Regions from separate parts of the Homo sapiens genome. Here region 2 is linked to region 1. The links are chromatin loops, found by intact Hi-C in ENCODE. Cell type or tissue: PC-9. All regions are shown on one strand.

Region 1 (8,000 bases):
AGTGGTGGAATTATCCAGGCCCATGGGAGTGACCACAGGAGTGGCCCACATAAGGGTTCCCACATAGGCATGCCCATGTAAGGGTTCTTTGGGTACTTCAGCCTCAGGGTGAGCAGCCCATACTCATCTCTCCCCTTGCCGGCTCTGGGATTCCCTTCCTTGGTGAATGCCACCATCCTCCCGCTGCCTATTCTCCCTCCAGGGAGATTTACTTTCTGGGTTCTATCAATGACCTAGTCCTATGGACTGTATATCTCCTAAACATCACTGTAATCCCACCATTTCCATGAACCTTTATTGCCACCACCCAATTTCGTTACCCAATGCTATCACGCTTACTGTTTGGCTGAGTCAGTTCTTTTTTCATTCTTTCTGTACTCCCTTTCTACTCACTGCAGCCAGAGTGTGATTTCTAAACCGTAATTTGACATATCACTTGTATGCTGCTTAAAATTGTATGCTGCTTGGAGAATGGCGTGAAGCCGGGAGGCGGAGCTTGCAGTGAGCCAAGATTGCGCCACTGCACTCCAACCTGGGCAACAGAGCGAGACTCCGTCTCAAAAAAAAAAAAAAAAAAAAAATATATATATATATATATAGTATGCTGCTTAAAGTCCTTTAATAACTTCCCATTAATTTGAAATCTAAACAAGGATTGAAGTTTTTTTTCTTTCTTTTCTTTTTTCATCTAGCCCCTGTGTACTTCTCATCTACATCTCATCTACTATACCTTGGCGTCAACATTACTTCCTCAAGGATATCTTTCTGGGCTGGATCAGAAACCCTGTCTCCGGGTTTTATACCCCTTGCATGCACCACCTTAGAGCTCTGTCCTTCCCCATCACAGCATGTAGTGGGCACTCTTGTGTAGACCAACAGTTTGTCTGTTTCCCATTCTGCGTTGCATGTGGCACAGGACAAGGCTGTGTCTATTGTGATAACTGTTCACACCCCTAGTGCCCCTCACACTGCCTTACACATCCTTACACATAGGAACTTGGTAAATGTCTTTTGACTAAATGAGAGAATGACAAAGAAATGACTCAACAGTGAAACAGGGTTTTCTAAGGATGCATTTGCTTTCTAAAATGCAATAAGGCATAGTCATGAAGAATCACAGAGACACTGGTTTGAATCCTAGGTATACTGTCAGTCTAATTAACTTCTCTGAATCTTCATGTTAGAAAAGTGGAACTGAAAATAGCATCTACTTTCGGATGATTACTATGACAGCTGAATAAAATAATGCCTGTAAAACACTTGGAATAGGGCATGTCATGTAGGAGACAATAGTTGTTTATTATTATAATCAAATACCTAGAAATTATATGAAAGTTATTAAACATAAATATGCTGCATTTATGTGCTTACATATTGAAGGTCCTAATATAAGGAACGTAAAAGAAAAATATTTCATGAAAAATAAAATAATTCTGGCTAACTGTGAGAATAGATAATTAAAAATGATTTAAGTAAAACTAGTTTTCATAATTATATGCAAACACTATGGTAGATTGTGAGGACTCAATACAAACAATATAGATGTGGTTCCTGCCTATGGGAGCTAACAGTCTGGTGGGAATACAGACATGACTCACACAATCACACAAACGGGTGATCAGAAATAGTGACATACTGTGACATATAGCATGCTAGGTATAAAATGGGATTACGATATGGTCTTGATTGGGCCAGAACAAGATAAGGTTGCAGGAGCACCATAACTACAATAAGGATTTGGCTCTTTATGCTGAGTATGAAGACATGGGTTTTAAGTAGGACAGCAACATGATCAGGAATGCAGCTTAAAAATGTCATTTCTGACTTTAAGGGAAGAAAGGAGCGGAGACGGACAGGCACACAGTGGGAAGTAGTTGGAGCATATTGTTTTAGTTCCAGTAAGGGATGGTGGTATTTTTGTCTACAAGGTGGTACTATGCAGAAAAAACTGCAGTCACGCACATTGTACCCCTTATTTTCCAGTGGTGGCATAGTGGAAAGAATTCAGATTTTGCAGCCACAGAGATTAAGGTTTCATTCCTGGCTCTGGAAATAACTGCAAAACTGGGCAAATTTTATTAATAAAAATAAAATGTAATAATATTTTGTTTATACATTGTATTATTCCTTTTTTAAAATGAGGAAACGAATGCCATCCAGAGGCAGTTATAGTGAGATTAAAAGAGAACGTGTATTTACATAATAGATGATCAAGAAATGAGCTATTTGTGATAAAATAACTAAATACACTCTGATCTAAAGCCATACTATTCTACTACTAATTTATAAGATCTGTGAGTCCAAAACTAAATTTTAGCCAAGTATCCCAATTTCAATAAATTAATCAACCCATAATCTTGATGACGTATTATGTGGGTGAAGTAAAAGAATCACAAAGTGCATTGCAGCCACAAAAGCAGACACTTAGTTTTGTTGTCATAAATTTTGAGTTAGTGGAGTTTAAGTTGATTTTACCATATCGGGTCATTAGAAACCTGGTGAGGAGGCTATCTTTCACAAAGGTTTCATGGAAACTTTATTTCATTGGCGACTACCTTGGGAGGTGTAAGCATAGTGCAGAAGGTGCAGGAACCGGGGCAGTGGCTGGGGTCCCCTACTGACTGTCCCTATGACCTTGGGCAAGTCACTTAACTTCCTTAGGTTTCAGTTTCCTCGCCTGTAAAATGAGGACAATACTATTTTCTCTACTACATTGTTGTTTTGGGGGGGTCAAATGAGATACTTCACATAAAGCACTCCACATAGTGCTTATAATAAGCATTGTATAATAAGCATTCAGTATACATTAGTTATTGAGAAATTTAAGTAACATAAGCCTTTTGTTTATTTAAATAGTGACACTGAGAAATGCTAAGTTGAGATTCATTAAGAAGTTATTAAGAAGTTTGTTTTAAAAGTCTGACAGTTGTATAAATATGTTGCTTACTGCTGTGCTAGTTAAATCATTTTAGATGACATTTAGGTTGTGTAATAATGACTATGAACCACTAGATGGCACTGCGCGCATTTTACTAAATAGCTATCAAACCAGTCGTCCATTAATAGAGCACCTGCTACTAGGCACAGGAGATAGGAGGAATTCCCTCATCTATACAGTTGCATATATTTTACATTAATATACTAGGAAAGGCAACGGTTTGCATAACGAAATTCCTTAGTTAACAATAACCACATCGAGAATAGACAAAATGCATTCTTAACCTAATATTTAGTTCTTCATGGAATCTTAAAAGTAACGATAATAGTGTTGATTTCAGGCATTAATTATTAAGACCTAAGATTTGTCTTTACATACATAAATGGAAATAGACAAAGCTTCAATGGTTTTCTATAAATCCAGGCAATCTCAGGTAGAAAAGGGCTAGGTTCGGGTGTTGGGGGGAGAGTTGCAGATGGGTAAAGGAGAGTTTGTTTATCTCAAGAGATATTTTTAATGTGTTTTCTGACATCTTGCACTATTTTAATGGGAGATGGAGTCCTTCATTCACAGAGATGACTTAAATCCAAGCATCCGTAGGAAAAGTGCTAAAATGACAAACCTAGTTATATCTAGATAGAGATGGCTGATGTCATAAACTTTATTAGAAATAGTAGAATCATATAAGTTAGATAAAATATGGGGGAGAAAAATATCAAAAAGACAACTTCAAGATTTAGTCTATTTTATGATTTATCCAGGGCCAGCCTTTCTTGAATCCCTGAGGCTGGGTCCAAGTTTCTGAATCTAAGCATGATGTTCTTTTTCTAAAGCATTTGATGATCTCAAAATTCTCAAACCCAGACTCTACCACCTCCTGAGTCCAAAATATAAAAGAGTGGAAAAGGGTTTTGACAAAACTCTCCAGGTGATTCTGACAACCACTGATTATAAACTTTTAGAAGGTTTTCAAAGGGCTTGCAGCTGAGAAAGGTCAGTAGACAATTATAGTGACTTAGCTTTAGTCATTATGGAATAGTGATCCTTAACTGTGGCTTCACAATGGAATCACCTGCAAGGATGTAAAATGGATTCCTGGTGATACTGGTGGTCCAACATCACACTTGTAGTAACAAAACACAGGCTATTTAGAAATGCTGCATCTCTTAGGCTCCCACACAGACCTAGAAAATCGTAATCTGCATTTTAACAACATATCTAGGCAGTTTGTATTCACATTTAAGTATAAGAAGCGCTTCTTGAAGTCAGTAGTTCTCAGTCCTTTGGCATCAAGACAGCCTGAAATGTCTTCGTAGGTTGTGAGGTGTATTGCAAGAAGCTGATTACCATAAATTAATTTATGCAGTTTAACAGTGATTTGTATAAGGATATATATACATATTATTTTAGAAGGGTTTGAGGCTTAATCCCTAAGAAGGTCACTCATTGCATTATGATGTGCTTTAATTAGGAGAACAGGAAATTGTAGTTATGCTGGAAATTGGATATAATCTGTTGATCTGCTATTGGGAATACATATATCTTCTTGTGCGTAGACAGTGTTGTGTGTGGTTTTGTGTGTGTGTGTGTATATCCATGCGCATGCTCCCTCAATCTCCACCCTGCCCTCCGTGCTTAAAGTGAGGGTGACTGGTGTCTGAGGTTTCTGTTATGACTTGTTTTCCCCTCTTTGAGATATGCAGATATATGCAGGAATCCCCATAGCAACAAAGATAAATAGTTTCTCCTGAAAATGCATTCAGTTCTCCCCTCCCTAGATGTAAATTTCCTGACCTTCAGTGCAATATTCCCGGCATGAATTTCCATTGCAATTACACTCTTCAGAGTACAAGAACAAAGTTCAGGTAGTATTTCTGATTAGTTTACACACCGGGTTTGAAGTGCCATATTATGTTCTTTCATATAGCAGATTCTTAAAATACATTTGCTAGCTTGTAGAAAAGTTAATTATGGAGACTCATTCTTTTAGTTATCAAACAAAGTTCCAATGTCCTTAGAATGAACAGATGAACACGCATATAAGCATTGTCTTGTTCCTACGACAACTCTCAAATGGAAAGTTTCATTCAGTATTCTAAGCACCAAGTAGACTTTAAGAAAAAATTGCTTTTAAGGAGCTCACATGTGGGCCAGGCTTCACAGAACTGGGGTGTGAGGAGGTAGGGAGAGGAACTTAGCCCCTTGAGAATGTCAGGAGTGACACTAGGTTCCTGAGACTCATTACCCTAAGCTGCTCACTGGCTGCATTTTGTAGTCTTCCATCTTAGTCTTATAACTTCTCTCATACAATAAGTGTTTATTCAGTCCTTATTGTGTTGCAGTGCTGTTCTGGTTTCTAGAATTGGAGTGTACAAAATAGGTCCCTAATCACACAGAACTTACATGTGTGTCGGAGAGGGAGGAGATAGAGATATTAAATAAGTGCATTGAGCATGCAATAATAATCTATTTTCTCTCCTTTTAGATTTCAAAATATTCAATTGGCATATAAAAATTGTATATATTCAGAGGTATACAATGGGATTTGACATTTATATATACATACTATTTATATTCTCTTATAGAGAAACATGAACTGAGACACTGGGATTCAAGTGTTTCTTCATTTGTACAATGGGAATAATAATATCCTTTCTGATAGAGTTCTGAGGAACAGTGAAAATGTACATGGGAAAAGAGTAAAATATAAAGTACTATATAAATTTTAGGCATTATTCTTATTTTTGAGAGCAAACAGAGAGGCATTAAAATTTACTCTCATATTCAGGTAGAATTATAAAAATTTTCCACTCACAAAAATTCTTTCAATTCTTTGCCTCACTCTGTCTGGTATAAATATATTTGTCCCTTAATATGAGCTTTCTTCTATAACTTGAGGTTTGTTTTCCCTTTAGTGGATGAAATGATGTTATAAATCCATGAGAGACTGTATCACAGTGATTACGAGTTTAGTTCAATTTCAAATCAAATATTTCAGGGGCCGGTGTGGTGGCTCACGCCTATAATCCTGGCACTTTGGGAGGCTGAGGAGGGCGGATCATGAGGTCAGGAGATTGAGACCATCCTGGCTAACACGGTGAAACCCTGTCTCTACTAAAAATACAAAAATTAGCTGGGCGTGGTGGTGGGCGCCTATAGTCCCAGCTACTCGGGAGGCTGAGGCAGGAGAATGGTGTGAAACCGGGCCAAGATCGCACCACTGCACTCCAGCCTGGGCGACAGAGCAAGACTCCATCTCAAAAAAAAAAAAAAAAGAATATTTCAGTGTATCACTAGTTGCCATGCATCAATCATACATGCAGGCTGTAACATATGGAGAAAGATTGCCATATGCATATACACACAGAGTTGGGAAATGGAACAAGCAGCTAGATTCCATAATAGTTTCAAAGAAATTAAATCCAACCAGCATTTTTAAGGCTCTACAATGCATTATGGTTGATGTTATTGGTGATTTAACAAAATATGAGAGCCTGACTACAAAAAAGATTGTAAGTCTCATGGGGAAAGACACACTCAGATGACCTAACTGAAGATCACCACAAGACACTGTGTTATCCAAAGCCCACATCCACAGTGCAGATTAAAAAGAAAAGTGCTACAGGAGCTCAAAATACAGGAATGCTTTATGGGCTGGAAACTATGTAAAGATTTGGAAGAGGAGGTAAGGCTCAAGTTGATTCCTAAAACACAGCAGAAAGTGCATAGATGGGGATAAGGAGGGAAGGATATTCCAGGAAGAAGTGGGTTCAGTGAGCAATGGCACAGAGCAAAGAACGATGATGGTGCATTTAGATTTTATATTGACCTAGAACCAGAGAAATTTGTGTTGGAGCTTAGAGGAAAGCAGGGTCTATAACTATTCATTTATACTGCCCAGTATATAACACTCTTAATTTTTCAATGAGGGAATATCTTTGTTTTTATATTTTATTAAAGATTTGAATCTCCTAAAGTTAAATGTTTAATTTCATTTTCAGACTACTATGTGAGTTAATTCAGAGCCCCATCTAAAGCTAAGAGGTATGGTGGTGGAAACCCGGGCTGTTCTTTAGAGCCATAAGTGGGTCTCAAACTATCGAGTTTGAATCCATAGGTCTAGAGTGTGGCCAGGGCATCCCTAGGTATAATCAGCTTCTTAGATGATTTTGTTAGACAATAAAGTTTGAGAACCACTGCTATGGAGCACAACTTAAAGAATGGAGTTAGACAAGAGACAGGAAGAATAGAGATGCTCCTTTGATTCAGAGGAATTTCCTGGGAGCACTGTGGCCAAGAAAGCCAGGTGCAAATTACCTAGTTGTTAAGAGCTCTAAAATAAATAATTTATTTTTATGCCCTTGTTCAGGCCTCTTATCATGAGAAAATGGTATTTAAAAATCTTTTAGGGAAGAAGGACTCAATTAAATGGTATGCTTTTCCAGGGTCAATAGATACATTTTTATGTGATTACACTGAAGCTATCCGCCATCACCCACATTAACCAAACATTGAAATCAGAAAGAAAATGTTACTAAAGGCACAATCTTCAGATTTGTTTTCCATTAGTGAGCATGAGCTATACCTTTATAAAATGTGAACCCAAACAACAGCTGAGTAGCTCACTAGGCGTTTTTATGCTTCCAATCTCAACGTCTTTCTGGCTCTGAAAGCATGCTTTTATCTCCAAGGTAGTTCTCTTTGCTAAGGATCCTTAGAGAGAAGCATCATGTCTTACAGAGATAACATTTTAGTTTCACTTTAATTTCCTGGTTAAGATGATGTAATAAACCTTCATGAAAAGGTCTACAACATATTTTTGGTGTAAAATCAAATTGAATATCATGCCAATCTTCACAGGCCCTGGTAGTACATCCATTGCCTATTAGGAAAAGGTATTCAGTATTCCTTAAATTGTGTCTGCAGACCAGAATCGTTATTCAAAGTGAGGTATGAAAATTGTTGACTCAGTAGCTGTCACACTATAAATTAAATCTAAAAACATTCAATTGAACAAGGATTTATTAAGCCCATTATTTTTAAAGTATTATACCAAGGATTA
Region 2 (8,000 bases), 950 kb after region 1:
AAAAGTTAAGCTGCAAAAGGGAAAAGTTAAGCTGCAAAAGGGAGCCATGCAAAACTCTGCCCTCCTTTTGTTCCTACACAGATAGCTGCAAGACAGAAGGCCATATATTACCTCAGGTAGCCTCCCTCATCCTGGCAATGTAAATGCACACCTTATTTTCACAAGTATAGGGAAAAGACAAGACTAGAAATCATCCCTCAGCCCACTCCAAGACAGATGCATATTTGACTTTTTCCTCTGCTCTATGTTTACTTTATCATATGTAAAATGCAGATTTACTGAGCTAGTGATAGATGCATAATTGACTGTTTCTCTTTCTCCTCGTGCCTGCTTTTTCCCCTTTAAATACTGAAGTCCTCAAAACCCTCTTTGGATCACAGGCCACAGATCCTACTATAACTTGCATCTCTTTTTCCCAGGTGTATCCTCAATCTTGGCAAAAGAAACCTCTAAATTGATTGAGACCTGTCTCAGACGCTTACTGGTTTACAATAGCTAGCATTCCTTGTGCGCTATGTGTCTACTCTTAGCGAGTAGAACTTCTTACACCTTTATCATGTTTATTAGGGAGGTAGCATTATTTTCATATTACAGATGAGAAATCTAAAGCACAGGAAGACAAAATTAGCTTTTCCAATATCATTCAACTAAAAAGTAGCAGAAACTTAGCTTCCAGGCTCTCCTTCCTCTAACAATTTATTGCATATCAGTGAAAAATCCTAAAATTTACATACAGCTTCAACTTATGATTAGAAAACAAAACAAGTTCAACATGAACACAAATAAACATGCCAAATCTCGTTTATTCTCTAATTGTAAAATTATACCATTTTAACGCCATTCTGTATCTCTCTGATCCTAAACAATTCTTTATCCTAAAGCAGTATTTCTCACAAAGTGTCAGCTGTATTAATTTTGACTAATATTTTAATTTATTTCCTTTTTGTGTGGGGAAGGCGAGAGAAGAAGTGTGCGATATAAGCACATCTTAATTGTGAAAACAGTTAAGCTTTCTCTCATGACTAGCATAAAACACCCCCGCTCTTCAGCCACAATGAATAGATAGCGCCTAGCACTGTGCCAGACACTGTGGGCTGGGTCAAGCCTCAAGAACAAATTAAGGTAAGACAGCCCAGCAGTCCACAGGCTTTTTCTGTGGGCTTCTACTTCTCTCTCTCCTCATCCTCTCTTATCTCTCTCACTTCCCCAGTGTGCTTCTCTGGGTACTCAGCTGAATATTTCAGGCAATGAGAAGTGTCTGTGGTGGCAGAATTACCGTGTGAAGGCAGGTGATTCTTGCTTCTCCTTCAGAAGAAGGAGCCCTCACTTTCTTTTTTTTTTTTTTCTTTTGAGACGGAGTCTTGCTTTGTCACCCAGGCTGGAACACAGTGGTGCCATCTCGGCTCAGTGCAACCTCTGCTTCCCAAAGCAGCCCTCACTTCCTCACTTTGTGCTAATCCACATCCCCTGATGCCAAACAATTCTTTACCCTGGAGTAGTATTTCTCAGTATCAGCTGGAGGACCTAGGGTGATATGTGTTAAAATTTAGACGCCTGAGGGCCATCACAGCTGTATCTGAAATCAGAGAGGGGGGTAGGTGGGGTGGGGGATGGGCATGATAGTGTAGTTAGGTCACAGCAAGCTCTCATCTAGTAAGCTAAGCTCTCCCAGGTGATGCTGAGGCAACTTGATTGCTTTAGAAGTTCTAACCTGGACCAGAGAAAGGGAAGAGATGGGCCAATAAGTGGACATGTTTGAGGAAAAATTAAGTGATGGCCTGAGAGCCCAGAATTGAGACATGTTCCTAGAAAGTTATTTTGTGGAGAAGCTCTTAGATCCATGGCTCCTACTTTTTCACAAATAAAGCACCCAGCTCTCTCCCTAGAGACCCCACTCTATCCCTTAGCAGCTCTCCTGTGAGGAAAGGATGGCCCAGGCAGTAAATCTCTTCTGGTTTATAACAGAAAACACTGGGTAGTTGGGAGTGTTCCTATCTCTTGGACTGAGTAGAGACATATTTTTGGCACACTGAAAAAGATCAGTAAATGCTTCTTATCACACAATTATTGCTATATTTGGGAGTTAAATTGCATTATAATGTACTCCAATTACTTATACTTTTATCAATATAGTCATAACTATGCATATATTCCGAACAAGGGTCATAAAATTAAGGCCAGTGGACCAAATTTAGCCTGCCTCCCATTATTGTAAATAAAGTTTTATTGGAACACAACCATGCTCATTTATTACATGCTGCTTATAGTTGTTTTCACGCAATAACAGTAGAATTGAGTGAGTAGATACAAGAAAGATGATATGGCCCACAAAACCAAAAATATTTATTATCTGGTCCTTTATAGAAAATGTTTGTCTAGAGGATTATATTATAGATTATAGCTCTCCACCACTACTGTATGCCAGGTACTTTACTTGGCTCCCTTGTGCATTATCTTTAATGTTCTCAATAACCTTCCCAGTTGTTATGATCATGATATTGCAGGGGAAGAGTGTTAGACAGGTCAAGGGATCTGTTTAAAGCAGACATCCGGAATTCAAACAGTACTTTGTTTATGTTTTCTGACTGCGAGTCTTTTATGAGCTGTGCTAGGGATATAATCACCATGTTACACTTTTAATGGGAAAAGTTGTTCTTAGTGCCAAAACATGACCCTAAAAAAATGTGCTATGGGAAAGCAGTCCATATGCAATTTGGGGAACTGACTCTCAGTCCCCAAAGAGTCTTTCCTGATAATCTGGCTACCCCAACATTGTGTACCCTATTTCATTTTTATTCCAGTAATTATAAGTGCTTGAAATTATTTTATTTATTTGGCCATTTCTGTTTGGATTGTTTTTCTCCTCTCAGTGGAATGCAGGATCCTTGCCGGCAGAGTTTCTCTTCCATTTGCATCTGTAGCCCAAGAGCTGGGAGCATGCCAGGCACAAGTGTCACTGTTCAGCAAGCATTTGCTGTGTGGCTCCTCTTAGTTAATAATAAACGTTTATATTGTTTTCTTGTCCTAAAATACAACATCTGAATATAGACTGTAATGCATAGCAAAATTTGTCTTGCTTATTTGCCAACGGTGGAAAATTCTTTTTTGAAATCCTTGGAAGCATTCTAGAGGAGAACTGGGGTAGGTGTTGATTTATTGCAATGCGGTATTTTGAAAATTATCACAATATCTCTTTAGGGGATTCAGTGGAAGAAACCAGGATCATATACACCACGAAAAAAAAACCCAGCTTTTTAATTACTTAAACAGCAACTCGAAATGAGCATGATACTCCTCCTCATTTAACCCCTTAGAAGTGTGAGTTCACAGATTGCTACATCCTGCCCTCTACTGGAAGAGAGAGTAATGACAAACAGGGACTAGCAAAAGAGCACTGAAGCTTTTTTTTTTTTACCAAGAAACACAATTTTTCTTTTTGCTGGAGTAAATTACATGTTACAACTGCTCTTCCCTGCCCCACATTCCTTTCTACTTCCAGAGTAAATAAATAGCAAAGCAAGTGGAGTACAAGATGGCTACCAGTAAAATAAAGAGAAAAGCAAACCTATATATAGGACACGTTTTGAAAACAAAATTAATCTTTTATTTCTGTAGAAGTATTTTTAAAGTGTGATTTGTTTAATAATTAACTCTGCACCTCAGTTCTTATCATCTGACACTCTGTTGAAGAATATAATTGGAAAGGCTATCTAAGTTAAACTTCTAAAAATTAAACTTCTGAAAATTAGAGATAGCATATATTCATATTTACTTGTATTAACTCATATTTAGTGCAATATCTTTAACTTTTAATTCATAGAGTAAATGTCATGTCTGATATAATAAATATAATAATAAAATATATAAAGTCCCTGATTTTAAAAATGCATATTGTATAAGATACTAAGTTTCTTTTATAGAGAAGACTGATTAGTTACACCTGACCTTAATGTTTTCTTCTGGCCTCATGTGTCCCTTCCAGTTTCACAACTCACCCTACCAAACCTCACGTGTATGTCAAGATAAAGCAAGCTATCCCTACCCCATTACCCTGCGCTTACTTAGATAAGAACACCATCCTATAAACCAGCATACTGACCTCTACCAGTATATAATTTTTTTCTTTAATCAACAATATGCCCTACATCTTTTAAAGCATTAGCTAAATAAGCCAACTATACACTGATTTGAAGCAGGTGCTTCCAAAATCTCGCTTAAAACATCTAATATGAGCAAGACAGGTTAACTGAGATATCTTCCAGTACCTTTAAATTCTGACCCTGTGCTAAGTTCCAACACCACAAAACAAAGTGTCTATGTCTCCGAACTGTAGGTTAATGCTCTCTCTCTAAAGGAGTAACAAAAGAATTTGCTTGTAAAGAATGTATCATTTCTTTGGGAAAACCAGCATCATATTTTTGATTTCCATGTTTCCATTACATTACCAAGTCCACGGCTCTACCAAGTAAGGTTATCTTAGAATCAGGGCAAGGAAAAGCTTTTATCTATTGGTGAACTCTTAGTAGATAGCAAGAAGAACCATTATGGTTAATAGCATAAACCATAGAGTCACATTGCCTAAATTCAGATTCCAACTCTCTCTTGTACCATGTTACCTTGAGCTAGTTATGTTAACTTCCTTTGTCTTAGTTTCCTCATCTGTAAAATGTGGGTGTCAATAGTACCTGCCTCATAGGGCAATTGTGAAAGTAAAAGAAGTTCATATGTTAAAAAGTCCCTTGGAACCAGACTTGGCACACAGCCTTTGAGAGATGTCAGCTGCAACCCAAATTTGTTTCTGCATCCTACCCTGTTGACAGAAGGCTCAGAGCTACATGTCAATTCTTTCGCTGTAACTGATTCCAGACACCTGCTTCTTCTTTCTCTCTCTTCCTCAATTTACTTATTTATTATAATTGCTCTGTTTCATATCATTTTTATTAATATAAGCTGATGAACTATTTTAAGGAAATGAACAAGAATGAAATTATTTATTAGGTGGACTAAACTGAACTTGGCCTCTTTGGTCAATTATTTCAGTCCAGATTACTTAATTTTCTGCTTTATAAAATACTCCTAAATTAGGTCACATCAATTTCAGAAAGCACGTCTTAGAATATGACATCTTCCATGTGCAAGAAAATCCAGAATTTAAAAAAAAATCTTGTCTTCATATGAGACTTCTTGGATGACATATAGGTGTTAACGGTTTAATACATGCATATAAAGAGGTACCTCTTAACATGTCAAATATGTTGATAGGTTTCCATGCTCATTAAGACTCACATGGATAAGGAATGGAGCAAAGAGCAGCTATACTCTACTGGCACTGTGCTGGGAATAATTTGAAATCAAGCTTCTCTTCTGCAAAGCCCAATTCTAGTTAAAAGGTGCAAGAGGGAAATCAGTACAGAGTGCAAGTTCATCAGAACAGGTTGATCTGGTTTGCTGGAGACTCTTAGAAGCCTCCTGGGAGAAATGGGGATAAAAGTTGTTGAAATAGATAGATAACTCCAGGACTTAAGCTCTCAAACACAAATGATGAACAAAGACCAGCTTTACCTCCTGGAGAGTGCCTTCTCCAAATAAATGCAGGTAACTCATCAAAGCCTCTGCCCTGAGTACTTAATTGCTGGAGAGGGAACATTTGGGCTGCATAACAAAAAGCATTACTTTTATTTTCTCAGATCAGCCTTAAGAAAGTGTCCCAAGTTTCAAAGGGAAAGTACCTGAGACAGACATAGTAAGTTGATAAAGAGTTGTAATAAAAGAGGCATCAGAAATTGAGGCAACAAGGCTGTTTTATTGGAGATATTGAGTGGGGATGGCAATGGGATTAGTAATAGAGAAAGAAAGCAAAAAAGCATACATTATCCCTGTTGACTATCAGCAAACTGAATGTGGCTCAGAATACCAGTCAGGAATACCCACAGGGTAAGAAATGTGTTTTAAGAGTGGAAAGAAAAGAAAAATCAAGTCTTGGGATGCCAGTGGCTTCACTTTTGGTAGTTCAGAGACAAACTCTAATATTCTTTGTCAACTCAAAAATGATGAGGTTCATACATTTGGAAAGGAGAGCTTTAATTCTCATAAAGTGTTGCAGCCCCCAGGGTAGCCATTCTGACAGTCGGGGAAGTGTAGCCTCTGGCCAGAAGCCAGAAACAGATACACTGGGGCTCAGCCAACTAGAACAGGGATTTATGCTGAATGAGGTGGGCAAATATACATATTCAATCGTCTATAGAAGGAGTCATGAATATTTATGAATGGAGAAACATGTGAATGTACAACTGGGCTTCATGTCTCTACCAAGGGTAGAGTATTTGGCCCTCTGATGTCGAAAAGTGAAGCGGAAGAGAGGAAAGTTTTTGCTGTGCATCCTCTGAAGACTGGTCAGAACTACTGCTTCCTTGGTGGTCTCTTATCAAGAAGAAAGGCTGGTTGGTTAGTGTGCCAAAACTGCAAAAGGAGGGGCAGTAGCCAAGCGGTTGGTTGATATCCACAGTGGAATCTCTTGAAAAGGGCTGGTTTCTGCTTAGCTTTTAGGGAAGAAAACCTCATGTCAACTAGGGAGTGAGGGGAGATAACAAGGTGTGTGGGACTTCCCATTCTGTCATGGCCATGAACTCGGTTTTAAGGTTTTTCTTGTGTCCCTTCGGCCAAAGGTTGGTCGTTGGGGGCGGGGGGTCTGTATAGTTGGTCCTGGGGCTGATAATTTTATTTTTATTTATCATCCTTGTTATTTTTCCCTCTTCAGTGGTGAAAGCTGGAATGGTAAGTGCTATAAAGAGGGGTAAAAAAGATATGCCTCACAGGACTCATTTGTTAGAAGAAGAGGCAGTCTGCGATGTAAAGTCAGCAATCCCCACTTGTAAATGTTATTTGTGCCCCACACCACACTGAAGCAGGACTCAGTACCTCTTCTCACAACCCAGGAGGAAATCTCTAAAACCAAAATTTTAATTGTAATCATATTTTACAGTCTCATTTGGAATATGGGAACAAGGGGAAGTTAGATCACAGAATTACCGACAAAATACTTAAAAGTTTTAACCAGATATGCCTGTTTTTTTTTCATTCCTCTTTCCCTATACTATCAACAGTGTGGTTTTAATCTTCCTAACTTCACTAAATTTTGTCTCCTCTCTCCTGGATTTCCCTCTCAAACCTCAAGTGTCTCTACTATTTATGGATCGAACAATACCCTCAAGTCTGCGTCGCTACATCATCATCATCACCGTGATGATCCTCATGGTCATGACCATAGCAAACATTACTGTGTGTACTTTTGTATCCAATACTTGTCTAAAGATTGATTCACTTAATCCTCACAAACACTCAATAGGTTAGGTTTTATTTATATTGCGTAATTGAGGAAAGCATTGGAAGCAATAAAAATTTATAAATTCATATTTATTTATTTGTTTATTTTTATTTATTTATGTATTTGTTTTTTGAGACGGAGTCTCACTCTGTGGCCCAGGCAGGAGTACAATGGCACAATCTTGGCTCAAATACTAAAAATACAAAAAATTAGCCTGGTATGGTGGCATGCACCTGTACTCCCAGCTCCTCGGGAGGTTGAGGCAGGATAATCACTTGAACCCGCCTCGGCCTCCCAAAGTGTTGAGATTACAGGTGTGAGCCACCGTGCCTGGCCAAAAATTTATAAATTGATTTTTATACTACAAAATGTTAAGTAATAAAATAGTTATGGCACAGTACAACTGAAACTTCGAAAGTGTGGGACTCTTCAAGAAAGTATTTTCATGGAAAGTAAGCTGAGTTTTCACAGATGTAAGGAGTTCAACAAGGAAAACAGACACTGTCACTACAGGAAATGCATTGTTTAGGTTAACAATGGTAAGAAGTTTTATTGAAGGACAGATTATTTGAGGAAGAATGGTCAATGATATACCAAAACAACAAACAAACAACAACAAAAATTTGAGGCAAAATAATAAATTGGATTTTAATGCCAAATAAATAGATGTGGTCAA

Evidence for each region. Hi-C counts contacts between places; a loop is a spot of excess contacts. Peaks named below come from ENCODE experiments on the same cell type or tissue, not always from the same donor. Only the 100,000 strongest peaks of a DNase experiment are listed, where the experiment ranks them.
Region 2: a loop joins it to region 1, with 14 times the contacts of the local background. A loop is called at or near these places in 7 of 110 quality-filtered maps.

Annotation. Positions count from the first base shown.
Region 1 is chr18:34,783,149-34,791,148 of GRCh38, reverse strand. All of the region lies in intron 3 of DTNA (dystrobrevin alpha), which reads right to left. Among named protein-coding and RNA genes, the nearest start is that of DTNA-AS1, 19 kb to the right of the region's middle. In PC-9, CTCF peaks have their summits at 2,845 and 3,044 (motif pointing right); no DNase peak of the experiment used is centred here.
Region 2 is chr18:33,834,995-33,842,994 of GRCh38, reverse strand. No RefSeq gene overlaps it. Among named protein-coding and RNA genes, the nearest start is that of ASXL3, 260 kb to the right of the region's middle. RefSeq lists an enhancer at 5,239-6,182. In PC-9, CTCF peaks have their summits at 3,108 and 3,308 (motif pointing left); no DNase peak of the experiment used is centred here.